Linked DNA regions of Homo sapiens: region 2 is linked to region 1. A link is a loop called in an ENCODE intact Hi-C map of the cell type or tissue named here. Cell type or tissue: IMR-90. All regions are shown on one strand. Each heading gives the region's core, and the rest is flanking DNA. Links, peaks and the distances in the headings are about the cores only.

What was found. Hi-C counts contacts between places; a loop is a spot of excess contacts. Peaks named below come from ENCODE experiments on the same cell type or tissue, not always from the same donor. Only the 100,000 strongest peaks of a DNase experiment are listed, where the experiment ranks them.
Region 2: it touches region 1 in a loop (5-fold over the local background); 2 of 110 quality-filtered maps call a loop at or near these places.

Annotation. Positions count from the first base shown.
Region 1 is chr11:132,809,687-132,826,044 of GRCh38, forward strand. The region is part of intron 2 of OPCML (opioid binding protein/cell adhesion molecule like); the gene reads right to left. Among named protein-coding and RNA genes, the nearest start is that of NTM-IT, 530 kb to the left of the region's middle. In IMR-90, for the core only: no CTCF peak of the experiment used is centred there; no DNase peak of the experiment used is centred there; H3K27me3 peaks cover 213 bases.
Region 2 is chr11:132,879,329-132,895,686 of GRCh38, forward strand. The region is part of intron 2 of OPCML (opioid binding protein/cell adhesion molecule like); the gene reads right to left. Among named protein-coding and RNA genes, the nearest start is that of OPCML-IT1, 480 kb to the right of the region's middle. RefSeq lists an enhancer at 6,737-7,243. In IMR-90, for the core only: no CTCF peak of the experiment used is centred there; a DNase peak (open chromatin) is centred at 7,253.

The DNA of each region.
Region 1 (16,358 bases), core at 5,988-8,487:
TATTTATGATTTATGTTAAATTCTATGAGAATTGGTCTCTGAATAGTTCACATTCACCCCCACTTCACACACTGATCTGAATGTGGCTTGGCCAAGACGCCACCTCTTACAGTGCTGCAGGTTTCTCTCCCTCCATCTTCTTCTTGTTTATTTATGTACTTATTTATTTTATTTTTATTTTTGAGACGGTATCTTGCTCTGTCGCCAGGCTGGAGTGCAGTGGCGCGATCTCGGCTCACTGCAGGCTCCGCCTCCCGGGTTCACGCCATTCTCCTGCCTCAGCCTCCCGAGTAGCCGGGACTACAGGCGCCCGCCACCACGCCCGGCTAATTTTTTGTATTTTTAGTAGAGACGGGATTTCACCATGTTGGCCAGGATGGACTCGAAGTCCTAACCTCGTGATCCGCCCGCCTCAGCCTCCCAAAGTGCTGGGATTAGAGGCGTGAGCCACCACACCCAGCCTCTCCCTCCGTCTTCTGAGCTAGCCTTCCAAGGGCCACATCTTTGTGTAGGCAGCCATACCTGCCTGAAAGGAAACCATGGAATCGTGGACATGAAAGGGCAGGTCAGACTTCAAGTCTCATTCTGCTCTGGGCATCCTTTCTGTTAGATGTTCACAATTCCCACTCCCAGGGAAACCTTGCCTAGGTGGATACAGGTGGAAAGAAAAGAAGGGTTATAGTGATGGAAACTTCCAAGCACCAGCATGTCTAGACTCAGATCAGAAGCAAATACCAGGCAGGGCACGGTGGCTCACGCCTGTAATCCCAGCACTTTGGGAGGATCACGAGGTCAGGAGTTAGAGACTAGCCTGACCAACATGGTGAAACCCCTTCTCTACTAAAAATACAAAAATTAGCTGGGTGTGGTGGCGAGTGCCTATAATCCCTGCTACTCAGGAGGCTGAGGCAGGAGAATCACTTGAACCTGGGAGGTGGAGATTGCAGTGAGCTGAGATCGTGCCATTGCACTCCAGCCTGGTTGATGGAGCGAGACTCCATCTCAAAAATAAATAAATAAGAAAATACCAAAGAGTGATGTTGAAAATGGAACTTAACGGCTGTACCTTCAAAATGTTTCCTCTGGGCACCTCAAACGCATAGCACCTAAGGGTAGAGGAAGGAAAAGGGTTTCCTGTTACCATATTAAGGGCTGAGTCTTTATACCGCCCATTCTCCCTCTCAGTTCAGGCCAGCTCCTTGACCTCAGTTTAATGAATTTCTTTCCTGTTTATAAAGATCTTCAGGTGCTGGGTGGGTGGGGATAACACATCCCCTTCTTGGGCATTCAGTCCAGTGTGTAACAATTTGCAGAATGCTTCCTGAAGCCTAACCTGATCGGTTCACTGTCAGTGTCAGAGAATTTCATAAGCAACATCTGGCACATTTTTAGGTGCCCCCCAAGAGCTGTGCACTAACTACCTACAAGCTCCTTGCAAAGGGTTTAGTATCTTGTAAGGGCCCCCAAAATATTAATTAACCAATCAAACTGCTCCCAGCTGCAATTTGAACTCATTTCGTCTCTAGGTTGGGAAACAGGGAATGTGGTCATTATTCTCTCCATTAAAATCCTGCCCAGACATAACGATTATTATTAAATCCCTCTTACTTCTCTTCTCAGCATCAAGGGATTTCAATTCTTTTCACCTTTCTTTAGAGTTGCAATTCATTGAATCACAGGTGCAGAAGGGAGTTAACAATATAACTCAATCAATAATTATTTCCAAGGCTGATCTAGACCCCCTCAGATTTTCTCCCATACTGTGCCATCCCATCCAGATGCAGTTTTCTAGAAGAGCCTGATTAGGCCCCGGGAAAGTGGCTGTTTTGGTTTAAAGATCTGCCCTGGACATGTCAACACCTCTTTCTTTCGGTTACGGTTTTGTGTATTTTTTCTTATGTGTCTATATTTATAGCTTTGTTCCATATCGGAGTGAGAACAGAGACAGATCCTATGCCGCTAATTAGAGCCCCACATGTTAATGAACCCCCAACAGCCTGCTGCCTTAGAGTGTCGGCAACCCCACAGGAAATTAATAAGAGCCTTAATCACTCAGAGACTGGAAAGGTCACTGCTCACTAAGGGTTCAAACGCAGAAACAGCAACACAATCATACCCTAGTTTAAAAGCATAAAAACCATCCATGGGTGTGAAGAGCCTAGCGCTCCATCAATAGGCAGACGGATTAGAGCATCAGCTTGTTCACAGGACTAAATGAACATAATCGCAGAACAGTGTGTTGCTTATCCTCAAATTATATTAATATATACAGTGATGTGGTCATCTCTTGTACCTCTTAGTTTATTTCTCCAGCTTAGACGCAGTGGCTTGCAGCATAAAATACCTGGACAGTCTGGATCCCCCAGCATTTTAGCCTAACTTTTCTCATTGCTAACTGTGCACCAGCTTCTTCAGGGGTCCTTTTAACCCAACCTTAGAGAATCACAACATTAAGGACTAAATGGGACAGGGAAGGAGCACATTCATGGCCAGGCCCTTCCCTGAGTGGCCAGGGATGAAGAGCACTAAACTTCCATCTTCCAAGAAGGAAGACATTTACACTGCGCATTGCAAAGTATAGATCAGTTTCCTCAATTTTACTCCCTGTGTCTGAAAGGTGAACCTGAGCAACAGGTGGCAATAAAAAGTAGAAAAAAGGAATGATATAATCTTTTGCGATAAATGCTCCTAACCTACCCTACAGAGGAAGAAAATTGAACCAAAGAAATAGCGTTGACACTCAGAAAATTAACATTACAGAATCAAGAGGGAGAAAGTTTTAAAATCAAGCACTGCAAAGAGGATATGAACTGAAAGCTGAGGCAAGACTATTAGAGACAGCAATTAGGAGGTTATTGGAAATGTTTTAAAGTGTAGTTTCAATAGCATGATGAAGCAGAAAACCAGATGGTCTGCTCCCTTCTTTTATCTGTCTATTAAAAGTGGATCCAACATTGAGAACTCAGCAAATATTCTACTTCCAGCTACATTTAATTGCCTGCTCTTTGGAACTACAATGATCTTGATTATCTTATCACTAATTCATCTCCTACTCTGTTATTACATAGATTGTGGTATTAGTTATCATTTTGTGTATATCTTCCTCACCAACTTAAATTCTCCTTGAGGGCAGGAGCCTGCTTTTACTAGTACTTTTCTGTATCTCCCTAGCACTTAATACAGTGATTTCCACATAATATGTCCTCAAAAAATATTCATTGAAAGCAAGATGAATTAGATCTATACAGAGGTCCTATAACTTGAGGTTTGTACAGCTATGATTTACTAAATGAGACCTCCCTGAAAACACTGAGCAGTTCTGTAAAACTTATAAACTTTCAAGTTAATTTAAAATAAAACTCAATAAAAATCAATAAAATATTCCCTTTTGATTCAAATAGGTTCTCTTTTTTAATAATTTCATTGCTTTTGAATTTAATTTCTGTGAACTCAGTACACATTTTTTTTAGATAACTTTATATTTTGATGATATCTTCAGGATATCCTGGTTCAGACTTTTTACAGCTCAAAGATCATGTCCATCTGCATATCTCTTTTAAAGAACTCATATATGGAAACAGTGTCTCAATTATAACTAGGCAGCATTACTGAAGTCAGTCTTTACAGCGATAATTAGAAGTCTCAACATATTTTTCCGTCAAAAGAGTTTATTAAGAGGGTTGTTTAATTTTCAAAATGAGTTCACAAAAGTTCCTTTAATTCTGCAGAAGTACCAGCACAATGGTAGAACCTGAGCACCATAACCGTCATTTTACTGCATGATGGACACTACCAATGCAAGAGAAGCAGCCCCCATCATCAGCACCACGGTGCCACAGCCTGCAGCAGCAACCTTCTCCTCTCTTCTGTATCCCCATCTTAAATCTCACTCTTAGCTGACTTCTATCTTAATTGGAGAGAACCTCTTTAAAGATGCAGCACTGTGCATCCCCAGCATCAAGTCCAAACCCCTCATTATAGATATCCTTTATCCACTGTTTTTTGTCCAGCTTTATCCCTCATCATTGCCTCTGTAAGCTCTTCCTTCTGCCAACCTTGAACTACTTTAACCTGTGAAACTCCTACCTTAATTCTCATCTCAGCTGCTTCCCCCGGTGTATTGCTCTCCCCCATCCTACCTTCCCTGGGATAATTACTGTTTGCCCTCAGCCTCAGCTTAAATGGAATCTCATTTTGGAAGCCAGCATTCCTCACCCTTGTCTGAGATAGGTGTGCGTTTTACATGCACTAATAACACCTTTTCAAATAACGTGTCCATCGCCTTCACAATCACCTCTTTAGTGGTTGCCTCAAAGTTATCCTTTTCACACTGAAATCCCAATGTCTAGAACAGTTCTGATCACAAAGTATGTGTTTAGTAAATAACTAGTGAATGATGGATGAATGACAGCAGTCACTTCCAAGTTCACAGGTTTCTTTGCTCATTCATTCATTCAAAATACTGTTGAATTCTACTACGTAGCAAGTGATATGTACGAGGAACTGGAGAGTGATGAGTTGAACTCATTGTCTGCTGTTTCAGTCAAGGTTCTTCAGAGAAACAGAACTAATAGGAGATTATAGATAGAGATAGAGATGTATTTATTATGAGAAATTGGCTCATACGGTTATGGAGGCTGAGAAACTTCATAATCTGCCAAGTACAAGCTGGAGCCCCAGGAAAACCAGTGGTATAATTCAGTCCAGTGCAAAGGCCTGAGAATTAGGGGAGCCAATGATGTAAATCCCAGCCCAAGGGCAGAAGCTGATGAAATGAGATGTCCCAGTTCAGGCAGTGAGGCAGAAATGAAAACATGAGGAAGGGCAAATTCCTTCTTCCTCTGCCTTTTGTTCTATCCAGGCCCTCAATAGACTGGATTGTGACTACTCATATTAAAAAGGGCATTCTAGTTTAATGAGTCCGCAGTCCACCAATTCAAATGCTAATCTCATCCTGAGACACTTTCACAGACCCACTCAAAAATAATGTTTAATCTGAGCACTCCATGACCCAGTCACGTTGACATGTAAAAAATTAACCATCACACATAGCCTCATGGAGTTTATTGTAATGGGAATTTGCTATGGGGGGCTGTGGAGGAATTAGGATTTCAGACTTCAGACTCCAATGAAATAGAAGATTCTTGTGGAAGCAGCTCACAAGAGGCAAGTGTTCTCATTAGTGTGGATGAAGTGGGTCCTAAATACACTTCCTACAATAGCACACAGTCACTCATAAGTGTTCTGATCTCAGTGGAATATGACTCCTTTAGAAAAAAAATAAGTTACAGTAAATCACCGTGAGGTCTTTATTGTGAACTTAAAAGCCATCTTTCCCCAAAGAGCTTAGTTTCATTTCTTACCTGATTTTCGTGACCCCCATAAAACCCTTTGCTGTAAAGTTGAAGCCTTTGCCCCACATGGACTATTTTAATAGTTTCTTAACTCATCTTTTTGCGTCCAAATTCACCAGATTAAATCCATTTCTCATTCTTCCATGAGTCACCTTTCTAAAACGTCTATCGGATTATGCCTTTCCCTTTTTGATGACCTACCTGGACTTTTAAGTCTTGCTATGAGAATAGAAGTCTCCTCCGCATCTTGACCTGTCAGCCCGCTGAATATTTGCAGAATTCTCTACTGTAATTCAGATGGCAGGGACCTCCTGTGAAGTACGTGAGGATGGGAAGGGGCTACACAAACATGTAATACATCAGACAAAAATAATAGATTAAAGATGTGTGGAGATGTTTCAATGGGTGCCCTTCGCTCTTGGCGTTAAGTTTGAAGTCTTTAGCAAAGGAATTTAAGGTCTGTTTGGCCCTGACTCTTCCTGTCTACCTTAGATTATTTTCCCCCAAAATACTTTATGCCCTTTCATGTTAGGTTTGTGTGAGTTGAGAAGTGACAGTGACAGTTAAGAAGAGTGAATACAGAGTACTCTTTCCAGTAGGTTAGGTGTGAGGAGAATGAGGGAGATTATTGTGACCCCCCATAGGAGGGTCCCCAAAGGAGGACATGGGGTTGAGATGGTTTTAAAATTCTTATTCATTGATTTATTTTCTTCAAAAACTCATGTTTATATGTTGTGACAAAATTTATTAAAGCCAGTCAAGGTTGAAGATCTAGAAGAAGAAAGAGATACTGGATGGCATGAAATCCTGAAGAAGAATGCAACAGACACAGATAGAGAAATGTGTCTTGCTGCAAAGCAGAGATGTGCACAAGGAAGATAAGATGGGTGCTAGATGCAGAGGAAGGCAGGCAAGAAGCAGCAGCTGGAGGCAGTTCACACTTATTGGCCTAATTTTTCTCTACATAAAATAGGACATGAAATCAGCTGGTGGGACTGTGAAAAGTGGCAAGGGCAAGTTGGAGTCTTGAGGAAATGGACATGTTTGCGATAGCTGTGCTGGAAATAAGAGTAATATTGGACTAAAGACTCAGAGGCTTTCTAAGCAGCATGAAAAATCACGTAGGATGATACTGATTCCAACTTCATGGCATTGTGGTTTAACATGATCATAGACAAGCAGTCTCTCTTAGGTCAGTTTCTGCTTTGAAACAGCTTGGCAAACTGTTTTTGTAAAGGGCCAGATAATAAATCCTTTGGCTTTGAGGGGCATATGGTCTCTGTTGCAAATACTCAATTTTGCCATTTAAAAATATCTCCGAGGCATTATGTAAGTGAATGTGACTGTGTACCAATAAAACTTTATTTACAGACACTGAAATTTAAATTTTATATGATTTTATGCATTATGAAATATTCTTCTTGTGATTTGTTTTCAACCATTTAAAATGCTTTTTTAAGTACAAAAACATTCTTATTTTATGTGTTATACAAAAACAAGAAGTGGGCATTTACCTCCAACTGCAGGTAAGATTTCTTGTTTATAGCAGGAAGAGATACGTGACACCTGGGTGTTCAGGGAACAAGGCTATTACTCATGAGAGAAGAAGAAAACTGAGAATCACAGCGTTCGAGAGTTCTGAGAGAGTTTTTGGTCCGTTGTGGGACTGCATTTTCATGACTCAAATACAACACAGATGTGTAGCCTGCTTCTCTTGTTCATTTTAGGATAGAGATAACAACTCTTCTCTCCACAGCCATATCCTTCTTTTTCAAAATCAGTTGTACAAGAGGGAGAAGGGTATAGTCGACAAATAAACAAGAAGAGCTTCAGTTCTTTATTGATTTCATAAAATGAGGCGTGAAGAGGGAGTTGACAACAAGGGAATCCAGGATTGGAAAGACAGTTACCCCTCAGAAAGGCGTTTCTGTGCTACTCTCCTCTCCTCTCCCAATAAAGGGAATAAGACCCTTTTGTTGACTTCCAGCCTCACTGAAGATAGAAGTAAGCGGCAACAATGATGGCTCAGGTGGAGTTAGATGTGGGTAGCACTTGTAAAGATGATGGATGTTGCCAAATGGTAATTTTCTCTGTGTGGTGGCTATGATTGATCTGTGGCTTGATGTGATGGTTGAGGCTTTCATATTCAATCTTAAAGAAAAAATATCATGTCATACACAGGGAGTTTCAGATGACTGGGGTGGGGGTGTTGCTTGCTGGGATAGTGCTTTACTTTTGAAGATGATACACTCTGAAAAAGGAGTATTTCTCTAAAACTCAAGTCTACAAACCAGTGAAGGCCAGTATATACAATTTTATTAATATAATATTCCAAATAAATTTTCTTTGTATCTCTATTGACCCTGTAGTCTTAGGTATGAAACTGAAGGACTTGGGACCACAGGTGTTTTCATGGCTTCTTTTTTTGTCTTTGGAAAAAAAATTTTTAAAGGGATGTGTGAAGCAGACAGCTGGCTATGTAGCTGATACTAAAGGAAAATAAGGTTTGTTTTTCTGGATATATGCCTATGCTTCAGAGGTGATCTCATAACAAGGGCAGAGAACATCTCATAATTCCCTGAAATAGAATAATGAACTTGGCAGGAGAAAACTCAGCTTTACCAGGAGGGCTTTGAATTTAAATTTTAGAGGCAAAAGGGAGGGATTAGATAAATCTATATATTTAGACTGTAATGAGTGCCTTGTAACTGCCCCCCTCCCCCGCCAAAAAAAAAATGTAATGGAAGAAGAGCCTAGTACTTATCAGGATGAAATACTTATGGCTACGGAAGTCTATATATCAATGCGAAGAGTATTTATAATATACAATATAAACCTTAAACTTTAAAGAAATAAAACAAAATATTTTAAGTATCACCAAGACGTTATGAAGTAGTGACCACAATATGGCATTGTACAAGGGAGAAACTCATTCTAAGTTGACATCTGATAGAAGAGGAGATAGACAGCTACAGACCGTGTTTAGAAAGCATAAACCTGGATAGAATCCCACAGACCTGAGAACAGACACTTCATGATGGAGCCTCACTGACAATCTGGGGCTATACTGGGAACTAGCAAAAGAGGTGCCAGGGTCCAACCATTCACAGATGAAACAACTGTAGAAATACTGAGCCTGGAAGTAGAGAAGATCCTTGATTCATTTCCTAGATTTCAATTTTCTATTGAAATTTTCCATCCTTTCATTTACTTTATCAATTTTTTATTCTATTTTCTTCTATTTTATCTTTTCTTCAATTTGGGGTAATTAATTGTATACATCAACAACACATTTAAATCAGTGGGCTTTGAGCAAAGTCGACTGCCCTCCGTAACGTGGGTGGACTTCCTGTAATCAGTTGAACCCCTGAATAAAACAAAAGACTCACGATCTAGCGCAAGAGGGCATGCTGTCAGCACATGGCCTTTGCACTTGAACTGCAGCATCAGCTTTTTCCATGTCTCCAGCCTGCCGCCCACCCTGCAGACTTGGACTTGCCAGTCTTGCTCGCCGTGTGAGCCAATTCCCTAAAACCTCTCTCTCTCTTAGATAGATAGATAGATAGATGATAGATAGATAGATAAACACATAGATAGATATGAGTGTATATATATATATAGACAGATTATATTATATATAAAATCATATTGTTTCTGTTTTCTGGAGAACCTTACTAATACATGTGTTAATTATAGTTATTTCAAAGTCCTTGCCTGCCAAATCCAATATAAGAACCATATATGGGGGAGGGGGGAGGCATAGCATTAGGAGATATACCTAATGTTAAATGACAAGTTAATGGGTGCAGCACACCAAAATGGCACATGTATACATGTGTAACAAACCTGCATGTTGTGCACATGTACCCTAAAACTTAAAGTATAATAAAAAATAATAATAAATAAATAAATACCCTCTACTTGGGGCACACCCTATGTAAATGAAGAGGATGAAGTAAAGTTACAAAGTCGAAAAAAAAAAAAAAGAACCATATATGGGTCTACTTCTATTATTTTGTGTGCTATGTATGGATTATCAGTCATATTTCCTTGCCTTTTCACACATCTAGTATTTTTTAATGCCAGAAATTTTGTGCATACCAGAAGGAATAGGAGGGATCTCTAGAGAAAAATAATATCTGTAGCTTTATGATTCCTTTATATGCAATGTCTGGTATGTACTACAAGGTCACTAGAAGCAAGGAAATATGACTGATAATTGAACAGGGGAAAAGATATTGAAGCAGACCATAATATGATACCTATATTGGAGTTAGCAGACAAAGACTTTAAATGACTATGATTACTTTGGTTAAAAAAAAAAAAGGAGAGAGAGACAAAATGGATGAAATAGATGTATATATAAATGAAGAATTTTAACAGAGTGTTTGAATTTATTTTTAAAAAATTGCATAGAAATTCCAGAATTAAAAGACACAATATCTGAAATCATTAACCCAATAGATGAATTTAATAGCAGTTGGACACAGAATTATCAACCTGGAAGATAGGCCAATAGATCATAGCCAAATTAAAAAACTGGGAGGAATGAATATTTTAATGCTATTCAACATGCTGCCATTACAAATAATTATACAGGATTCTCCCATTTTTTGTTATGACACAATATATTTGTCTAGACATATGATATCAATATTTATTTCTGAGTTGTAGGATGAGGGAGTTTTGCTTTTCTTCTCTCAATTATCTATATTTCCCTCAAGAAATACAACAAGAGACATCATCAGTAAGTCACTTTAAGTATACTTTTCTCCAGATAACCAACCAAACAGCTCGCTAAAAAACACATGTTTGTAAGTGGAGGCTGCTGTGCTGTTTGTGATGCTCTAGAGTCAGAATGCGGCAGGGCTTCCTTTAATGATGTGCCTTCTCCCCCAGGGTCCTGGGGCTGGAGGCTCTGAATGCTTCTATTCCTCATCTCCATCCAGTGCCTTCCCTGTCTGCATCTTCACTCTGGAAACGTCAGAGGGTCTTACATATAGCCTTAACACAGCAAAAACTGAATGAATGAATGAATGAATGAATGAATGAATGAATGAATGAAAGAAACCAGAAAGGAAGAAAAGAAAATGGAGTGTGGGATTTGAATCTCCTTCCTGCCGTCTTGGGTTCTTAGGAGCCCGTAAAAGTAAGGTCATTAACCTCTAGTTAATGGGGGTCCTGCTTTCACATGCAAGTCCTGATAATCCTATTACTATAAGATCTTACTACCCACCTTCTCATTCTGTCAACCACAAAGGAAGGAAAAGAAGCCAAAGCATTTATTATTCCATATGTAGGTATTTGAGGTTAGATTTAGTGAGGCTGCCCAGTGTCTGAGCAGGCCAGTGATAGGCGTATTACAAACAGCTAGACAGACATTCGATCAAGTTCCAACTTCAAGAAAACTAAGGACTTATATATTTATGTTTGTGTTTATATACACATATATATGTGGTGTGTGTGTATGTGTGTGTGTGTGTGTATTCTGTTTTTGAAAAACATATTGTGAAGTGCTGCAAGCCCCTTGGCCTTACCCTCATTCAGGGAGAAGATGTGTGCCATCGGAAATCAAGGAGTTTGATGGGATGTGCTGGTGGGAAGAAAGGTAAAGACAGAATTTCCAGAAATTGCTGAATTCACTGCACATATCTAAACAGTTGAAGCTGTATCTCAGGCAGTTTGGTGACAGAAGGAAACACCAGCAATAGAATAATTAAAGCTTCCCCCAAACCACAGTCTAAGAGATTTTTAACCTGTTTTTGCCTTACCAGGATATACAATCTGTAGCTTGTACTTTCTTTCCCCGCACCTCCTCCCCGAAAACTTGTCCCTCTGAGAGGGGGCCTTATTATAGATACATAGCATGTATGTTTAACCCAGATATTTTAGTCTTCCCCCATCATACAGCATTAGGCATCAAACAAAAAGACTGCTCTTTTTCAATGGATCTAATTGTGCATCACTTGAATGTACCATAGACAGAGTCCTTGGGTGATGGAACCACAAGGAAAGCCTTCTCTGGTTAGAGGAGTGAGGTCAAGAGGCCAGGACTGTTCTTTTGCTGACTCTAGCATGCAAATGTATGTGTCATAAGTAAGAGATTCATATGCATCTCCAGTGGTGTTTGGACTGTTAGCATGACACTGGCAGAACGAAGCTGAGATTCTCCTGCTAGCTGAGATAACATCAGGGCTGGGGAATGTCCCTGGGGCCCTTCCTCTCTCATTTCTAGCAAGGAGATCCAGACATCCCCTAGGCACAAGGCAAGGCAGAGCACAGGCTCCTTTCAACCAGCCACAGCTCTCCCTGGATGTCAGCCCTATCCATGCCTTCCCCAGCTGCCTCTGGAAGGAGGGCAGAGACCAGAGCCACCTATTCTGAAAGACAACCAGCTCCATGTGCCAGGCAAAGCAAGAACTCTGGGCAGCTACAGGGAAGAGAAACAGCCCATTTAATGTGCTCTGATTCCCTCCTGGAAAGACTGGAAAATTATCCGCTTGCCTCAAATATCTTCATTAAAAATGCATTTAAGCTGTGAAGCTCTACGAAGGAGAGACCTGTAATACATGAAAGATTAGCCCCAGATTGCTGATTGGACTATTTTACATCATTATGGTAATTAAGCTAGCAAGGCTGTTGTGCTGACTTCGACACTTTCTTCCATTTGCCTTTGTTTCCAATTCAAGGTATCTTCCCCCCTCTTTCCATCTTCCAGCCTTCTTCCTTTCCTCCCCTTCCTCCCCTTCTCACCCCTCCCCACTAAATGTCTCCTGGGAGCCTTGGTGGGTCCTGCCTCATGCATATGCATTGCACTCGGTTGGATTCAATCTCCCATGGCTTCTCTGCCAACCTTGTCTTGACTCTGCAGAGTAAAGGGAAGAAATTAATGGTAATTACAAGGTGTGAGTGGATATTACAGCTCTCTATCTGATTGCCAGTGAAACCAAATAAAAATGGAACGTAATCAGCCAATTATTAAAACACAGAATAAACAAAAGGAGTCTTGTCTCTTACTTGCCTTCCCTTGCTTACTTTCTATCCTCAGACCAGCAAGCCTGGCTCAGGGCAGTGACTGGAGACACCCGTGATACACTCCCTGGGACTCCACTAGAGCTAAGACTACACAGCTGGTGTGCAGGGCCACCTTCCAATGTGGAAGATGGAGAGAGCCTGTTTGAAGGCCCTCCATGATCGTATAGGCCCTCCTCACTCTCCCTCTCCCACCTCCCCCCACCGCTTGCCAGAGTCATCAGTACTCTCAAGTGTCCCCACAAAAAGAAGTGGTTCCATATTTCTTTCCACCATTTGTAAATGCATGAATAACTTCTAGAAATAGATGCAAAACTCTGCACTCGGTGACATTCCCCTGAGAAACCAGGAGTCTCTGAGGCGGTGAATGGATTACAAGGAGAAATATAAGAGAAAGGCTTTTCAACTGTGACAGCTGACAGGAGAGTGAAGTGTGTGTGTGTGTGTGTGTGCGCGCACACACTCATGCACTGTCACATGCAAAAGCAGTTCTGGCCCAGGGGATGGTCCAGTCAGCTTTCTTCCCTTCCCTGGTGACCCAAGGAAACAGTACTGGAACACTGATGGTGGAGGGAAACAGACAAAAACCAAAAATAAGTCCCTCCCTTTCCTTAACATTACTTGTGATATGCAGCTGAGATTTTTAATTATATAAAAGTACTGCATGCATATGTTCACACCCACAGCTCAGTTGTAACCTGAGGAGCAGCTCAGCATGGAGGTGTAAGGTCACAGTCTTTGTCATTAAGTAGACTGGTTTCTACCCTTTCTGACTAATTTACTAGCTGTGGGACCTTATGAAGCTTACTTCACTTCTCCAAGTCTCAATTACCTCATTTGTAAATGAAGACTATAATCATATCCACCTCATGTATTTGTAAGGATGAAATGAAATAATGCATGCAAAGTGCACTTTATGAATATTCATTGTTATTAAACAATATATGTAAGTGGTAAATCAGACTTTAATCTTTGAATGTATTTCTTCATAGATTATATTGCATGCCAATTATCTCAAAAGAATACCTTACCTTACTTTTAGGACTTCAGAGGGCACCTGAGTCTACCTGGCCATCCTGCTATAATTTCCTAGTATGTTTGCTTGTTTTCTTCCCCTGTCCCTGTTCCATTTTTTTCTCCTAGCTTCCTCAAATCTGCACACCTCCACACGTCTTGCCATCCCTTCCTTCCCAGTAGAACCTCATTTCATAAGCTCTTGAGAACATGCCTTCGCATGGGGGACAACCTCTTCTTCCCACTAATGTATTTAGGAAACTATCCGCACCTGTCCTCACACCCCTTCCTCCCACTTGCTAAAAAAGTTGATGTCTCTCAACCACTATTGGTGGCTAGCACCTTTTCCTGCACCCTAGATTCCAACCCTCTTGCCTGCCTGCTAGGGACTTCACTGCTGTGGCCATCGCCTGTCTTTCCCCAGCATCATCAATATACGCTTCTCTGTGGAACCATCCCTATCAGCATCCAAACATCATCTAGGGTGCCTCACTTATAAATAAAACAAACAAACAAACAAACAAACAAAAGCACTCCCTTTAACTCACTGCTTTCTCCATTTATCGTCTCATATTTTTTGTTCTGTTTCACAGCAAAACATAACAAAAGAATTCTATATATGCTTTGTCTCCACTTACTCTCAATCCATCTTCTCTTGAGCACACCCCATCATCCCTTCATCTCTGCCTCTCCACTGAAATGGCTCCACAAGATCACCAACTCCCCTCCTATGGTTAACCTGTGTGTTGTGGCACATGATCGCAGCATTTACACGGATGGCCATGCCATCTTCCAGAAAAGCAGCCTGTATGTCTTCTGACATGCACTCTCTTGTTCTGCCTGCTACCTCACCGGTGGCTCCTGCTCTGTTCATCACTGACCTGTCCCTTCCTGCTGGACACCTGTCTAATTGCTGGAGTGCCGTAGGGTTCAATCCTGAAACTCTTTCCTACCTACGTCTCTCCTTCATTGAACTTTCCCTCCCTCACTGATGCTGCAGCCTTTCCAGTTTAAATCTCAGCCCTGAATGCTTACTGGATCTCCTCATTTTAGCTTATTTTATCTAAAAATCTTGTGTTCTGAACCATCACTCATGCCTCTTCAAAAATACTAGTCCTCCTTCTCTGGCTTTCTTTCTCTCACTGAATGCAACTGCCATTTATTGAAGCCATTCCAGACAAAAAGTTAATCATCACCATTGATATTTCGCTCTTTCCTTTTCTCTTCACATCCAATTCATTAGTTTTCTCTGCTCATTGCAGCTCCAACGTGCACCTAGAATCTCTCTGCTTCCCTCTGTCCTCTCTGCTACCCTTCCTAAGCCAAGTCAGCCTCAGTTCTCGCTTGGACACTGTAACGGTACAGTTAGTCACACTGTGTTCATCCTCACTTTTTATCATCTCATTTTTTGTTCTGTTTCACAGCAAAACATCACAAAAGAATTTTATATACACTTTGTCTCCACTTACTTTCAATCCATCTTCTCTTGAGCACACCCCATCATCCCTTCATCTCTGCTTCTCCACTGAAATGGCTCTGCAAGGTCACCAACTGCCCCCCTATTGTTTAACCTGTGTGTTCACACATTCCCCACCCAGCTGTGGTCTTTCTAATCCAAAAATAAGAGTATTCACCTTCAAAAACAACTTCCCGTGGCTGTAAACTTCAATTATAACAACAACAAAAAAATCAACCACCTTTCTGTGATTGTCATTCCTCCCTCTGTGACCCCATCTCACACCACTTCCTCCTGCTGCCTGTTCTTTCACCACAAGCCCTTCAGTTTATCCACCTGTCTAAAGGCCTTGTATGCTCCCTTCTCTGTGTCTGGAAGGCCTCCCAGGTAGGTCTTTGCATAGGAAGATGCCTCCTGTCTTTAAAGTCTCAGAGCAGAGAGGGCTTCTCTGATACACAAGCAAAAGGGGCACTTCATGCTACCTGCTTCAGTCTCTACTATGTTGTTATTCCCACCCTTCATCATGATTTCATAATATCTTTTAAATTATCTACATATTTGATTATTATCTGTCTTCCTTTGTTAGATCATGAACCTCATGATGGTAGTCACCTGCCTTTTCTGTCCATCTCTAAGTTTTCCTCAATTTGAAAATTACCTGGCACGTAGCCTAATTTAATGCACATTTGTTTATTACATGGATGAATACATTACTTAGAGTCTAACTTCCTAACTATATATGAGCCTCTAGATACCCAGCAATTGAAGGGCATCCATCGCCCAAATTGAAAACCCTCAACTATGCCTGCCCTGATATTTGAGACCACCTCACTCCTTCCATCAAAGCCCCATTTGAACAGGACAGACCTGGTTTTAAATCCCACCTCCTCCATTTGACAGGGTGATATTGGACACATTTTTGAACCCATCTATGCCTCCATTTTCTCAAGAGGAAAATGAGGTAATAATATATTTGGAAAACTATTGTGAAGGTTAATGAGATAAAGTTTGTAAAGTAACCAGGTCTGGCACGTATAAGACATTCAATAAATGGCCTTTCTTCTTTCCTCAATATAAAGGATTTCAGCTTGCCACTTGGAAGGCGGGTTGAAAATACAACTCTAATTAAACAAATTTACACCCATGTGTGAATGACTCTTAGCCCTTTAGCATTCCCAGGGGAAGCTTATTAACCTAAATGCATTATTAATTGGTAGAATGTCTGTTAGTTTAACAAAGTGAAGGGAAAAGTTCCAGTAGAGAAGGGAATACACCTTTGGGTTGGGAGTCCTAGAAACAAAGCTAAGGAATATGCCCCTGGGCCGATGGGGTCACTGCCCAGTCAATTACTCTTGCTTTTCCTGCTGATGTTTATTTGTTTGTTTGCTTGTGTTTTTCTCTTTGTCCATGTGTGAACCCCGCTACCTCCCTAACCACTCAGGGTTTTGTATGCTTTTCCAGACTCTTTCAGAATAATAGTTTCCACAATTATTCAAGGTGCA
Region 2 (16,358 bases), core at 5,746-8,245, 69 kb after region 1:
GGTGAACAAATACATGAGCTAAAAGCCACACTGACCTACCTCACAGTTTTTCAGAAATCAATGAGTTAAAGGTAGTCAAAGAGTTATGAAAGTTTCTGTGTGTTTCAAAAATAAGATGAGGTGTTATTACAATGGAAGGCTTAAAGTAGAAATCAGACTTTGCAAGTTATTAGTAGCAGCCCATAAACCAAATTACATTTTGCAAGAAATAAAGTGGGAAAGGTACTGGGAAAGTGAGCTTCTCCTTTCAGAGTGACATTTTTGTGATAAAAATATGATGGGTGAGAATAACAAAGTTTGGTGTGAAGTTCCGCTGCACAGCTATTAAAACTCTTGTGAGGAGAACTATAAAGAAACTCCCAGGCAACAGCTATCCTCAGCAAGCGCATAATGAATTATCTATAAGACTAGTTCAGCGTTAATAAATAGGTTTCTCTTATGTTTGTATTTGCAATAGTAGTGGGAGATATTCTAAGAGCTTACTTCATACATGAGCCATTTTGGGAAAACAAAAAAAATACAAACAAAAACATACATTGTACCATCATACCTTCTTTATGGTGACTTGGGCATTTGGGCTATTCTGAATTCCATTTCATAGAAAGATAAAGTTACATTTCAGACACCTGCCAAGCACATTCTTTCTTGTCTTCAATTAACCTTCCCCCAGCCCCAGAGGTGTAATCGGCTCACTTCCCAGATGCACACTAAGCTCCTTCTCCCTCACTTTTCCTTACTTCCTTTACTTCCAAACACTTTCGCTGATCATTCCATTATATCCCTTCATCTTTGTATTCTTTCCTACCTTCTCTCTTTCAGTTCTTGGGCTTTTTCTAATCAATTTGTAAAGCCAGGAAGAACATGAAATTAAATAATTTTTTAAATAATTTAAAAAATTAAATGTTTAAATAATTAAAATCTACACACTCACAAACGTCTGCCATGCTGACAAACCACCACGGCTCTCTTGACCATCTACAACCTATCATCAGAATTGCTCCACTCTGTCTGTGCCTATATCTCTTCTGGGTCACAAACTCCACGGGCCTTATCTTTTGATTAATTCAGTATTTTATTTTCCCCTATTATAATACCACAAAGATACTCAGGGCTCAAAAATGTCTTAGTTGATGCTGACAGTAATGGAAACACATGAGGATTCATATGAATTAAGCAGCAACTATCCAGATGCTGAAAACAAAACTGGGCCCAGTGGCTTGCGGATTCTCATGCTCAGCCCTGGCTAAGGCCATGGAATGTAAAACATTGTTAGGCCATTTTACAAAAAAACTCAATTAAAACGTACAAAATAAAGTGAACGCCCAAAAGGAAAAGTGATTTGGAAAATGAACTGGTTAGCACTTACAGTAATTACTAGAGATTACTACCAAATTACTAACCAAATTACTGGTAGAATGGCCATATTATTCTACTCCTTAAAATGACGTTGCATACCAATTTCAAGTAATTGTACATAATTTCCTTGACTGAGTCCAGATAGTAATTTGAAACTGATCCCCACGCAGGGTCTCCATATTTCTTCCCGTGTCTCTGACTGGAGTTTGATATTGCTTTAACCTGAAGACAACACTCCCCACCCCCACTTCCATTCCCAGCCCCTTGCCTCTTTTGGCCAGACTAATAGCATAGTGGAACACACAGCAAAAAATAGTGTTTTTACAAGTCTGACCTTACGACTCTGTGGTCACTCACATGACATAGTTTGAAAGGGTCTCAGACAAGTTGCCCACAGCACTCTGGGTGCCCCAAATGCCACCATTTATTCTTTAGTTGGGATGAAGCACTGGGAAGTAATTTACTGGATCCACTTAACAGGGATATTTAGGAGAGGATGAGATCTCCAACTACAAAGAAAATTTCCTAAAATGGGGAAAACACTGGGTGAGGGAATGAAGATCTGTATCACAAATTCAGTTTCCAGAAGCAGATGCTGAATTGGAGTCTGGGGTTCCAGATACTTATTGGAGCGCCACACCTGGGAAGGGAAGAGGGAGGAAGCATGAGCCTCCAGGATTGCAGGCCCCCCAAGAAGGGGCATGAAGCACAAACAATGCAGCCCCACTGCAGCTGAAGGACCCTCAGGAGGAGCTGAGGAGCTGTGAGGCTGGCAGGAGGCCTGCTGACTAGGCTCCCTGCAGTTGGGCAAGGATCCAGTCAAGGAGGCCTCTCTGATACATGGTTAGGCTGGGGACACTCCCAGTAAATGTCTACTCTACGGTTTTAGGGCCAGGCTTTGTACTAAAGAATTAGGCAAGATCCCAAATTTAAAAAAATAATAATAATAAAAAAGAAAAAAAGGCCGTCTTCAGAAAACAAAAAATGGCATGACTAGCTCTCTCATAAAGGATACACCAGTGATTGCAAAAACGCTGTTGTCTTTTCAAATCAGCCTAAACTGGATTTCCAAATTAGCAGCCCCAACTGTGACTGCGCAGTTGCTTGCATTTGTAGTGCTGAAAAGTTGTGTTCACAGATAAGAGAGAACCATCTAACATAAGGCTACCACATTTCCCCCTTCTCCAGATCTGGGAAATGTGGTTGATTTGCATATTTAGCATACATTTGCATTCTGTGTTCAATAGCCCCTAACTCTAATTATGTCAAATAAGATAAATTAGTACATTTCACTGCCATTGCATTCTAGCCCTGTGGTTAGGGGCTAAGGAGACTTAACCCAACTTTTTCCTTCTCCTTCTGGCTTATTCCCTTCTAGGACAGAAGTCATTTGGTGTTCAGGCTGGGGACATTTCAAGGTAAATCCTTAACTACAGAGGAGGGGGAGGGTAAGAAAAAGAAACAACCAATGATATCCAGAAATAGAGTTGTACATTTTCTGTTCTAACAAGTAAATTTAAAATGCCAACTTGATCCAAGTGTAAACAAAAAATGAACCTCGTGGATATTTTAATAAGTTAACAGAAGGCAAACGACTTTTAAACAAAACAAAAAGTATTACAAAATCAAATCCAGTACATCATCTTTCTGCAACATAAAACTTCCTATCATGCTGGGAATAAACAGGTTTGTAGATGGTGAGTGGTTCTAGAACCAGGAAGGAAGATAGCAAGCATCCAGGGGAAGGTCGTCATTGTTCTCCAGTCCGTCATTTGTGTCCCATCCTCTCTTATTGAGATTTATAGGTCATTCTGGAGTCACTGGAATCACTCATTGATATGTTTTGCATATCGTGATAGGGCCTCACAAATCCCCCAACTTCACCCCTTTATCTCACGGGACGTATATTTATGAAGCACTCTCTATGTGTTAGCAAGGTTGAAGGTATCAAGATGAACAAGAACTAGAAACCCAGCTTGCTAGGAAGCCACATGGAAAACTGACTGAGAGAGTGATTACAATATAACAAGTAACATAAGAGAGGTGTGTGAAAAATGTGATGAATGCACAGAAAACCAAATGCTTACATCTGCTTGAGAAGCAGTAGAAATGTAAGATTGCATAGGCCATAAGAGGTTTCCAAGAGGAGAAAATATTTTATCCTGCTTAAATTGGAAGAGTAAAAAACTCTGAAGATCAAGAGGTGGGGAAAAGACTTTCTAGGAAGTGGGAATTATGTGTATAAAAGCACTTGCATTCATGAATTTGAATGCCCAATGAATAAGTCCAAAAATATACAATGTGTTTATGAAAATAAAGAGAAAGATGCTTCAGCTGCGACAGTTGAAAAAGAATTCATGGAGGCAGTGAGGCTTTCCCGCGAACACCAAAATGGTCCGATCTGAGGGGCAAGGTACTCCCGGAAGGAAGAACCTGCACAAACAGATGCATGGCACTGGATCTTATACGCCTCATGCAACACGTGAATCTACTGGATTAACTCAGCCATGAGAAGGCAGCAGTAAAATAGAGACCAAGGTGCCTAAGAAAATACTGTACGCATGCTGGGGGTCATGTATGCCTACTTTAAAAAAAAAAAAGGGGGCTGAAACAATCACATTAAATCATTATTTTAGGTCAGGCACCATTTAGTGATTCTTTATAGAAAACACAGACAGGTGAATTAGGAACACACCCGCAAGAGAGCACAGGATTAATTAGTCCTGCAGACAAGAAGGCTATTGTAGAAGGCTGTTAGAGAGCTGCAAAATTACCATATTCCAGGTGTGAAGAGAGGAACAGCTCAGTGAGGTTGGTTCCAGTGGGAATAAAAATAAAGCACAGGTATTCAAGGCATTTGGAAGACTGTCTTATGAAACATGATTTTATTTAGGTTAGGATGACATACAGGAATACTGTTAGCGTTTTGAGACTGGGTAAATAGGAGAATGAAAAGGACAGGGAAAGCAGGAAGATGAGAGGCGATGGGACAGGGAATAACATTATTATGTGTCAACTGTATTTCTAGTATTTACCTATCAAGTTTATATTTAGCTCATCAATCCTTATAAAAACCCTATAAAATAAAAATTATTCTTCTACACTAAAAAATCACAAATCAGGGAGATTTCGCAAATTGCCCAAGAGCCCAGGGGTAGTGAACTGGAGAGGCAAAACTGAGTCCTGGATCTACTGCACTTCAGTTTCTGTTTAAGCTCTATTCAATATGCCTCACATGTTCCAGTGAGAAACATAATGTGTTTGGACTTAGACACGGTGAGTTTGAGATGATGGTGGAACATTCAAGAAGAAATATCTAGTGAGCAGTCAGACATAATAGGATCATAGATTTATAGAGCTGGAAGGCATCTTAAAAATCATCTAATCGTAGAGCCAAAATTCTAAAATGAGATTATAGCTGGGGTTATCCATTTGGGAAAAATTCACATATTAGAAAATGAATGAAGTCACCATATGAGAGAAAATATGCAGTAGAAGGTTAACGATTGTCCTTTGGGTGTGCCCACCTTTCTGGGGTGGGGAGAAGAAAAGAGATTACTAATAGGACAGGACAGGGGCTTCCTGAAAAGGGGAAGAGACAGTGAGGTGCCTCCCACATCCAGAAGGCAGATTGAGGAGCAGGTATCAAAAATGTTAAATGGCTCCAATAAGTCAGAGAAAATGAGGCAACTGTCTGTGGTGGATAGAAGTGTGTTGGTTGCCGTAGAGAGAACCTGTCAAAGAAATCAGGAAAATAATATAAGGAGACAAATACCAGGGGTCAGAAAGATTGCTTGGGGTTTCTTTATTTGACTAGATCTTAGAAAATAAAACAGGACTCATGAGGAGACATATAAAGTGGGAATTCTGTGAATATATAGCTTGGTTATAGTCTGCTATAGTTTAAAGACAGAACATCACAAGTTACAAAATAGCATAGGCTTTTGGTTTACTGAGATGAAAACTGTTGACAGCTATTATAATTCAGAACAATCTTTATAGCTTTGTGCAAGCTTTCATTAGTGGCTACAATCAAGGGTCTCTGATAGGTGCCACACAAATAATAATAACAGTAAGTTAGGAACATTACCAAATTGGTTTTACTAAAATATATAGGTGGTTATACTCAAAGAAGCTATTTCACAGAACTGAAAAGTGATTGCTCAGATTTGTGACACATCATTTAAAAAACTATGGTTTCCCATAGGAGACCGTTGCCAAAAATAAAAGCCTTAGTTACATAGAGGTGCACCTGATTGAATATCAGTGGAAGGAGAGGAATTAGAGCCGAGTCCAAGCTGTGCAGCTCTCTGGCTGACATTGATCATGTGCAGTGGACAGCATCTACCTGGACCACACGCTGTGCCTTCTCCTCCACTCCCTCTTCCACCATAACAATTAACTTACCAATGAGCCACGAATGCACCCCACCACCAAATGCCAGGTATCTTCATATAAGACATGGCATAAGACCTCTTCTTAAATGGACTGTGTCATTCTCTGCAGAACAGAATGGTGGATGCCACTTGCTAGCAATGTCTAAAATCCGGGGAACTGATAAGCTCTGCATCTCTATGGGCTGCAAAACACAATATGGGTCCTTACTAGAAAGGAGCTAGCATGTTCAAGTGTTCAGTCATCTAAAACCACATCTTGCCAATCACCATTCTCTTTGGGTGACTGAGTTAATTTCTGCCCGTGGTTAAACATGCTGTTTATCCTACTTTAGCTGGAGGTCAAGAGACACAGAAAGAAAACACGATTCATTCCCCAATAATATCACCTACTTCACATGACATCAATTAATTCCCCAATAATATCACCTACTTCACATGACATCATAGTTTATATTATTAATATTTTGTGAATGACACCTTGGACTGAGCTATGCAGAAAATGAAGTTGGTATTTGGGGTAAAAGGGCTTTCTCAAATATTAAAAAAATAATTTTTACTGTCTTTGTGCTACAGTTGAAAATATACAACTTCAGCTGTCACCTGCAATAAAGAATTTTTTTCTCTTTGGAGGTAGCATATAAAATATTCATCATCTTGGAAGCATTAATTTCAAAATAGAGCAAACTCGTGGTAGAAAATCAAACAGTAGGGAAAACAGTAACAAGAAAAATAAATTTCTCTTGGCATGTAACATTTCCCCTCCCTGAGTCCTCATTCCCCCTATCCAGTTAACCACTTCATCGTTTCTCCTGTATCCTTTCAGAAATGTCTTGTGTAGATACATGTCCCACGAGACAGAAACACACACACACAAACACACAATTTCCTTTGCCTTCATTATACAAACACCATTATAATATACATACTTTTCCACTAGCTTTTTTCAATTGTCATGCCTCTTTACCCTCTTTCCATAATAAGTATAGGGCTATCACATTCCTATAAGGGCTACAAAGTATTCCATTGTATGGATTAGCGTAATTTACATAACTAGTCCCATATCAATAAAGCTTTCAAAATTAACTTACTATAAAACTATTTTTGTTATTTGTAAGCATTTATTATTTCTATTTTATTTTTTATTATAAACATTTACTATTCTCTAATTATCAGTCGTTAAATAACAAGCCTCATGAACCTTAGGAACTTGAACAACAACCATGCTACTGTGGGCATGGACTCTGTGGGTGTGGAATTTGGCCTGGGTGGGGGCGGCTTGCCCCTGTTCTATGATGCCTGGGGCCTCAGCTGGGAAGTCTCAAATGACTGGGAATGACAGGGCTTGCAGTGTGCACAATGGCTTCTTCATTCCTTATCTGACACCTTGGCAGCGACCGTGAGAAGGACCAGCTCCAGCTGGGGGCCTCTCCAGCATGTGGTCTCTGGGTAATCCGAGTTTTCAGGCAGGTGGCTCCTCCAGGGCCTGCCCAATCCAGCTAGGCCAAAGCTGCCTGGCCTTTTCTGACCCAGCCTGAGTCAGGCAGAGTCACTTCTGCCACATTCCATTGGTTATGAGCAAGTCATGAGTCCATACCGGGTTCAGGAAAAGGGGGCCCAGACTCCTCCCTGTGCTGGGGGAGTCGTGGCCAGCTGGTAGAAGACCGAAGAGTGTATGAGATGAGATGTCCCTGCAGCATCTTTGGAAATGAAAATTGCCACAACTGTTTTAAAAGCCAGTGCCCCTGCCTCTGTCCTCTGACCTTGAGTGTTTCCTGACTTCTTGCATATACATCCCAGAACGCCATCGTGCCCCGCTCGCAGAATGCCAGTGGCTCACTACAGTGGAAAGAGCACTAGCCCCATGGAGAGCACATTGGATTCAAGCCACTGAGCATCTCAGAGCCCCAGTTTTATCATTAAAAAGAGTAGATTAAACTAAATTAGGTACAAGCCTCTGCTCACTTACAGAATTTTATCATTCTAAGACCCTACCTGTATAGTCATGCACCATATAACAACATTTAAGTTACTGACAGACCACAAATACAATGGTGGTCTCGTAGGACCATAATACCATATTTTTACCTCATCTATGTTTAGATACACAAATACCACTGTATTACAGCTGCCTCCAGCACTCAGTACAGTAACACTAGCCTAGGAGCAGTCGGCTCCACCACGGAGCCTAGGTGTGTGGTAGGCTATGCCATCTAGGTTTGTATAACTACACTCTGTGGTGTTCACACACAACCACACCGCCTAATGAAGCATTTCTCAGAATGTGTCCTGGTGTCAAGCAGCACATGACTGTGTTTCATCTTCCAACTCCTTGTTCTGAAAAGGAGGAACAAGAAATAAAATGGATTGAATGCATACCCAGTTTCCCAAGCTATTTTGCACTCACCCCGAAGATGGGGCCTGACCGAGTACAATGAACAACATCGCACAGCCTGAGTGTGACTCCAGCCCGGCCACCTAGTACAATAGGCACGTTTCTAAACTTAGGAATGAGGATGATGATACCCATTTGGGAGTATCTAAACAAGAAAATAGGGGTACTAAAATTTCATTTTATAGAACGATCACTTTTTGCTTCCTTTTCAGAGCAAGGGATTGAAATATGAGAGAAACAGGTAGGATTGATGTAATCAGAAATGGTTTAAGAGAGTGTCAAAAACATAAGGGATCGGCAGATTCACAGCTCCCTGTCCGCGCTGCGGCACCTCTGCCAGATCTTCTACTACGCTTAGCTTTCTATCTTACTCTGCCTAAGCTGTGCCATGTGAAATATATTTCCTATCCCAGAGAGAATTTCTCTCAGGGATTTATACATAGCATAGGGAAAGTTGAGGCCAGGCCAAGGGCTGGTCTCATGACTGTCTAGATTTTGTTGCTTGTAAGACCAGCATGGAATGTCCTTTTCCATTTACAGTAGGATTTGGGAGAGGCTTGGAGGGGCATGCGGCCTTTGGATGAGAGTGTGGAAGAGAAATTACTGGCAAAGAGTGAAGGGGGAATAAAGAGAAGAGGGGAGGCACAAGGAAAAGCAGGGTGTAGGAGCTGATGTATCTGGATGTAGACAGCCTGGTTTGACGTTCAGTTCCCTTTCTGTCACTAAGATGGCCAAGATCTGGGTGGGACGTCTCACCCCATACCACAAGGCACATGGGCCCAACCAGGGTCCTTTGGGACAGACAGGAATCATTCCAGGCTGCACGGCCTAGAATTTATTATTTAGGTCAGACAGAGTGGAATGGATAACTTCCTCTAGAGATCAGAGGCTGTGCGCTGTCTCTGATGTGTGACAAATTGAAGGAAGCACAGCCATGCCTTCAGCATGCTCGGTGAGGGATGCTCATGGAGAAGGAACGTGAAGGAGCCTGTGCCTGCCTTACTTTCCATTTGTTTCAGTTTCTCCCCCCACGCATCTGCTGTCCTTGCAAAGCAGGAAAAGGGAAAGGAAATGTCATTTCTCTGGAGATGTAACAAAAGGTTATTTGCTTCGGAAAAAGCTCTGTCTTAAATAAATGAAAGTTGTCTGTATTGTTCGTTTGTTTGTTTGGCTTTTTTTTGGCTCTTTCTCAGTCTCCCCATAAATCACTGAAAATCACCTTACCATTCCCTGAATTTGTAGGAATCTCTTGCTGCTGTGTAAAGGCATAAGAATGGGCCAAGGCAAACATCTCTAATGTCTTCTTTCAAAACCAAAATGCATTTTAATAATTTAAAGCCACTGCTCTTTCAGTCACTTGATAAATTATTCACAAATTTTACAACAAAAAAAAAAAAGAAAAAAAAAATCTGTTCCCTTTACAAGTTCTGGAACATTAAATCATGTCAGAATAGATGAAAAGGACAAATCAGCCCTAAACTCTTAGAAATCATGCCATTTACTTCTTTATCTGAGAGCAGTGCCACAGTTTACAGGGCACTTGGCAGATGATTTTTCAGGACTTATGTCCAGGTACAGTGAGAGAATGACACTGTAGGAATGAAAGAAGGTGGCTTTTGGGCAATGTATAGAGAACATCTAACTGTTTGCCTCAGGACTGCAACTTTAAGTGATATTTTAAAGAGATCTCAAGGACAGACAAAGAAAGCTGATTTGCTTAAGGTAACTCTAGTTAATTCTGGGCAAGGGAGGAAGTCGGAATAATGGTGGCTCCTTCTGTTCTTACGTTAAAACACCCCTTACATCCTCCTACCAAGCACGGGCAAGTGCTACAAAGTTGCTTTCTGTTCAAATGTCCATGGGACATAACCTTCTGGAGCTTAGCAAGCAGGTACTTCTGACCTCATGGAGTGGAGAACCTTTGCCTAGAAAAGATTCTAAATTTGCATCCACAATGATAACAATGCCCCACCCACATAGTCATGTTGTAGCTGAAGATCTTGGAATATTTACAAGCATCTCTCATCTCATTAGAAAAACATACTCACTGAAAGGTCCAAGTGATTGATAATGAAGGCCAACTGGGCAGAACTATTAGGTTTTCCTTCCTGATATTTCCTACCAGAGATGTCTCCCTCTTACAGCCAGTGCCCAGGGCCTAATTACAATTAATACATTTTGTCATCAGTATTTTGTCTTCCAACTCCATGGTTTACTTTTGTTCTGGATCTAAGAAAGGTAGCAGCATTGTAGAAGAACTCATTAGGATATCACACTTCAATTAGTACAGGGATGAGGTTTGTCTGAATAAATACAGCCCATTCCATTCTAACACAGTGCTGGCATATAGGAGATGTCAATAAATGCTTGCTTCCCGAATGAAAAAGTGAACAGAAATTGCAGAAATACGTCAAAGTTTAATTTATTGTGTGTGTAACACAAGCATAGACACCGTTCAATATGCACCATTTTAATAGGCAGAAATGGGCTATTAGTATTTTTAATTTGAGAGTGGCAAAACCTAAACTAATTTCATATTTTAGGAAAGAGATTCTGGATGAAGCTTCCATCATCATCCGCAAGGCAACTTTTTATCTTTGTGGGGCCTTTGTAATTTTTTTCTACTTGCTATGCCTTCTTCCTTTTATAACCTAAATTTTTCTTTAATGCTCCTGAGATGCCTATTTTCAGGGAATTCTGATGTCAAGGGTGTTCTTGGAAGCTTCTGAGTGTTGGCTAAAATACCTTCTCTTCCACTTCAAAGAAGTCCTATAATGCTAGAACCATCTTCACTGACAATATCTTTCTTCACCCTCCAAATCTCACTGCTCAGCTTCTGGGGGAGTCAAGTTACAAAAGAGCCAACATATGAAAAATCCATTGTTCTTTAATTTTACTTCAACAAGATAGATGCAGACATCCACATCAGCATTTGGAGACCGGAGAAGTGAAGAAGCAGAAGAGAAAAATCACTGAGTTTCTAGAGTATGCTCTTTATTTAGACATGCAACTTTTACACAGAATAATTTAAGGGAGGTTACAAAGATACATACAAAAGAGCAAGATAAAATAAAGATAAGAAAGAAAAATGGGCCAGGCACGGTGGCTCATGCCTGTAATCCCAGCACTTTGGGAGGCCGAGGCAGGCGGATCACGAGGTCAGGAGATCGAGACCATCCTGGCTAATATGGTGAAACCCTGTCTCTACTAAAAAAAAAAAAAAATACAAAAAAATTAGCCAGGCGTGGTGGTGGGCGCCTGTAGTCCCAGCTACTCAGGAGGCTGAGGCAGAAGAATGGCGTGACCCCGGGAAGCAGAGCTTGCAGTGAGCCGAGATCGAGCCACTGCACTCCAGCTTGGGTGACAGAGCGAGACTCCATCTCAAAAAAAAAAAAAAAAAGAAAAAAAAAGAAAAGAAAAATGACCCTATGATGAGAAATACAAGAAACAAAGTCAGAGCTTGATGAGCTCAGCAAAGCACTAACACTCTTTACATCTCCCCTCTCTATTATGAAGTATGCCAACATCATCTTACCTTGTTTGTGTCCGTCCCACATGGTAGTAGTATGCAATTTACAAGCCACATCCAAAGTTATTTACCTTAAGAGAAATCAGCATATGTAATTTAGAACTTTTTTAAAATTAGGTAAGGTAGTTCTAGGTGATTGTTGGTAACTTTTTTGGAAGTCTATATTACAAAAATTATTTTAGGTAAGTTTCCCAAAAGTGTCTGGCTGTCTTGGTTCAAGTGTCAACTTCACTGATAACTATTTTTACATCTTGGGCACACAGCAATTGTTGCTGTTCCTCTCCTACCAGACCCAAGCTCATCCATCTGGTCAGAAAGATTTTTTGAGACATCATAGCAAAAGTAGCCATTTTCCTCCCTTTTCAACCTTTCTTGCCCAGGACTCCGTATTATTTTTCTTAAAATACTTACCAATATTTAAAACTGAGTTTGTTTATGTGCAAATAAACAAATTAGAATATAAACTGGAATATTTAAAATTCAGTTTGCTTATATGCAAATAAACTAGATATGAACTGGAAGATATAAATATATATTTGGAATATATAAGTGTATATTCCAGTTTATATAAACCAGAATATAAACTAGAATATCAACGCCATGAGAGCAAGGCTTTTATCTCTCTTGTTCTCTCTTAGGCCTCCAGTGTCTAGAACATGGCCTGGCACAGAGCAAGTGCTCATTGAAAGTTTGCTGAATTAATGAACAAATGAATGAATGTATAAATATTTTGGATAATATCTTGTCACCTCTAATTTCATTCAAATATTGTCTTTACCTTATATTAGCTGGGTAAATCAGCTGCATGAAAGAAATTCTCTTAACGTCCAGATTTTTCAATTTCCATGTTCCCTGTAAACATCCTCTCTTCATCCCGCCCATCCTCTCCCACCCACACCCCTGCTGCCGTGAATTGTGTACCCTCCTGTCTGAGGGTTCCCCTATACCTGGGCTCCGTTCCCACCCTTGCTTCTCTCCTCAAGGACCCACTGCATGGATTTCCAGCTCCACTCCCTCTGGCTCTTTTCCAACAGTGTTGAAGAATACTAAGTCGATGCAAAGCTACAATATTAAAGTATGAATACTTAAGGACTTCTCCTCCATCGCTTTTAAAAGACAAGAGCCTTTGTTCCAATGTCATCACCTAGAAAGGTCTGTAACTGTGTTGAGTAGCAATGAGGCTGGAGAGCTGGAGAGGCTGGAAATCACTAAATTTACAGCGGAAAAGGCAGACTTCTCCCCTAGAAAATTAGAATAGATCCTAAAGGCATATCCAGGAGACAGAAGAATCAATAACTCATTCTAACTGGGTTTAGAAGAGAGTGTGGGGTGGTTGAGAAGAAAAGGAGAGCTATTTGGAGTGGGGGACAGAAGAAGGGCTTGTAAAATATGGAAAGAAATATAGAGAAAAAATAATTTTAACTACATCGATGTGCATTACAAAGAGAGAGGCCCTTTCTCGCTTTCAAAAGTAAAGTATTCTTGGCCGGGCATGGTGGCTCACGCCTGTAATCCTAGCATTTTGGGAGGCCGAGGCGGGTGGATCATGAGGTCAGGAGTTTGAGGCTAGCCTGGCCAACATGGCAAAACCCCGTCTCTACTAAAAATACAAAAATTAGCTGGGCCTGGTGGTGGGTGCCTCTAATCCCAGCTACTCGGGAGGCTGAGGCAAGAGAATTGCTTGAACCTGGGAGGCAGAGGGTGCGGTGAGCCAAGATCATGCCGTTGCACTCCAGCCTGGGCGACAAGAGCAAGACTCCATCTCAAAAGTAAAGTATTCTTTCCAATAATATGTGTGACTGTTGTTGCAATACTGCTATTTATTGAGTAGAATATAACAAAGAGCAAGAAGCTAAAAGCAACAAAGCCCAGCTTTATCTGGATTACATTCAGATTTTGGCATCCTTGAAAAGCAAAACAAAACAAAGGCCCTTCCTATAGCTATTTTCATGTACTACTCTCCTTCTCACAACTTCTATTATACAAAGGTTGTCCCCACTCACTGTTTATAATTCCTTCCTTCTCACTCACATTTCACCCCTCTGCCATCAACCTTCTACCCCCATTAACCCTTGTTTTTGAAATCGTCAATCATCTTGACTAACTACAGTGGGTGTTTTAGACCCTTCGTTGTCACAGAACTGAACCATTTGGTGGTTCACTTGGACAGGAGCTATAAAAACTCCAGGCCTATGGTTGCAGTGAGCCAAGATCGTGCCGCTGCACTCCAGCCTGGGGGATAGAGCAAGACTCCGTCTCAAAACAAAACAAAACAAAAAACCTCCAGGCCTAATCTTTCCAGCATGGCTAAGCCATCATCCTCGGGAAATACAGACGCTTGACCATGGCTGTGAGAAGTGCAGTTACCGCCCCTGCCCCACCCCGGTGCAGCCCTATTTGCTGCTGCTGGGCACTCAGCTAGCCCATCACCTGTGCTTTTGTTTGGTTCCCTGGGATCATCAAGCTCTGTGTGTAGTCTCCTTGTAGTTAGTTCCTCCATCTAGTCTAGAGGTGAGAAAAAAGTCTGTTCCACAACACCTTCCCTGGGAAGGGTGCAATTCGGAGACCATCAGGAGCTCTCTGAGAAAGAAGCCACTAATGTCTTTCTAATATCAAACTCTCTCTTTGCCAGCCTCTTATGAAGGCTAAAGGTGAGGAGATAGCAATATCGCAAAATCTGTTTTAGCAACTCTTTGCAAGTATTGCCAGTGGTCTGGCACCTTGCTTTGCAATATGGTAATAGCTCCCATTGTTTTGAAGCTTCAGTCAAAATATAGAAAGAATTTCATATTAAACCACAGTTTCCAAAGATGGTGGGCTGTATCTCGTCTCCTGGCTTCCAATAAGCAAGGTGGAGTTATAGGCTGTCTTTACACACTCTTATCAAAGTGCTGCATACTTGTTTCTTGGTCTGGTTGTCTACATTAAATTGAAAACTTCTAGAAGCTAAAGATGCGTCTTTACATCACACACACACACAAGCACATGCCACACCACAATTTACTCCACTACTCTTGTTCCTTCCATCATGCTTCTAGTCTTTTCTTCTCTAAATAACCAGATTTCTTGTAAGAATTATAATGTTTGCCTCTACTTTTCTACCTCCCATTCAGTCCTCAGTCTACTCATTTAAGTCTGGTCTCATCCTTGCCTGAAATACTTTTCATTAATGTCATCAATCATCTTGTTACACTAGGTCTTTTATCAGTCATTATACCTGACTTACAAGCAAGCACTTGGTTCTTTGGACTATTTCCTCCTTCTTGAAATAGTATTCTTGAGCTTCTTATATTTAAAAACAACCTTGCTCTCCAGCTAACTTTCTGGCTGATTCTTATGTTTCATTCATCCAAGCTAAAGCTACTAAGTATTAAAGATCTCCAAGACTCTGTCTAAGGCACTGTCTTCTTAATTTCTTCTTTATCCTCCATAGAGCTAATCCACACCCATGACTTCAGGGGCCCACACCACTTAAGAGCCTAGAGCTCTTCTGAGCAGCAGAACTTGTGATGGTTAATTTTACGTATCCACCTACTGGATTAAGGAGTACCTACAGAACTGGAAAGCATTATAGTGGGATGTGTCTGTAAGGGAGTTTCCAGAGGAGATTGGCATGTGAGTCTGAGTAGACCAAGTGGAGAAGATCCACCCTCAGTGTGCTTGGCACCATCTCATAGGCTGGGGGCCCAGACAGAACAAAACAGGCAAGGCAAATAGGTTTCTTTCCTGGAGCTTGGATACACTCTTATCCTGCCCTTGGTCAGCAGAACTCCAGGCTCGCTGGCCTTTGGACTCTAGGACTTACACCAGCAACCCCCACTCCTACCCCAGGTTTTCAGGCCCTGGAACTTGGCCTGAACAACACTACTGGCATTCCAGGATCCCCAGCATGTAGATGGCTGTCACAGGACTTCTCAGCCTCAGTAATCAGGTGAGTCAATTCCCCTAATAAATCCCCTCACATATATCTATATATCTATAAATAGCTTGTTGGTTCTGTCTTTCTGAAGAACACTGACTAGTGCAGATTTTAGTACCAACAGTGGTTCTAGAGGTTTTCATAATTGGTTTGGGGTTTCTAGAATTGGCTATCTAATCTGGTTAAATCTAAAAATGCCAAAGACTCTACTTCTAACAGCACAGAGAGCACTGAACTCTCTAGTGCAAACTGCTCATAGAGATACATAAAATAGGTACATTTGGTACTTTTAATTCACCACTTATAAGAGACAAGAAACTTGGTGACTTCTATATATGATACCCTTAACATTTGTGCAGAACCAACGAATATAATGACTTTGGTTGGTTGCTCCTAATGTCAGTGGACAAAGGGATGAAGGAAAAGAATGAGTTCAGGTATTCCATTTCCTGCCCCAGCTCTACATAAATAGCTGAAGAGCTTCTAAGTGTGCCCTGAGTCTGAATCTCCTCCCATGTAGCCACAGGTCTGGGATTGCTGAAAATCAAACAAGAGCGCTTATCATATGACTGACTGAATCACAGCAAAAGCTGAACTCTCAGCTCCGCAGGCGTCTGTGGTTAAAGTGAGGCCATTGGTTGAGACAGAATGGGATCTGTAAGTTGAGATGGGGATGTGTGGGAGGGCTCTGATGAGGCTGGAGACACTGAGCTATGAAATTCTGATGAGTGTTATTTGCTAGCAGAAGTGGTTCCCACCCACAAT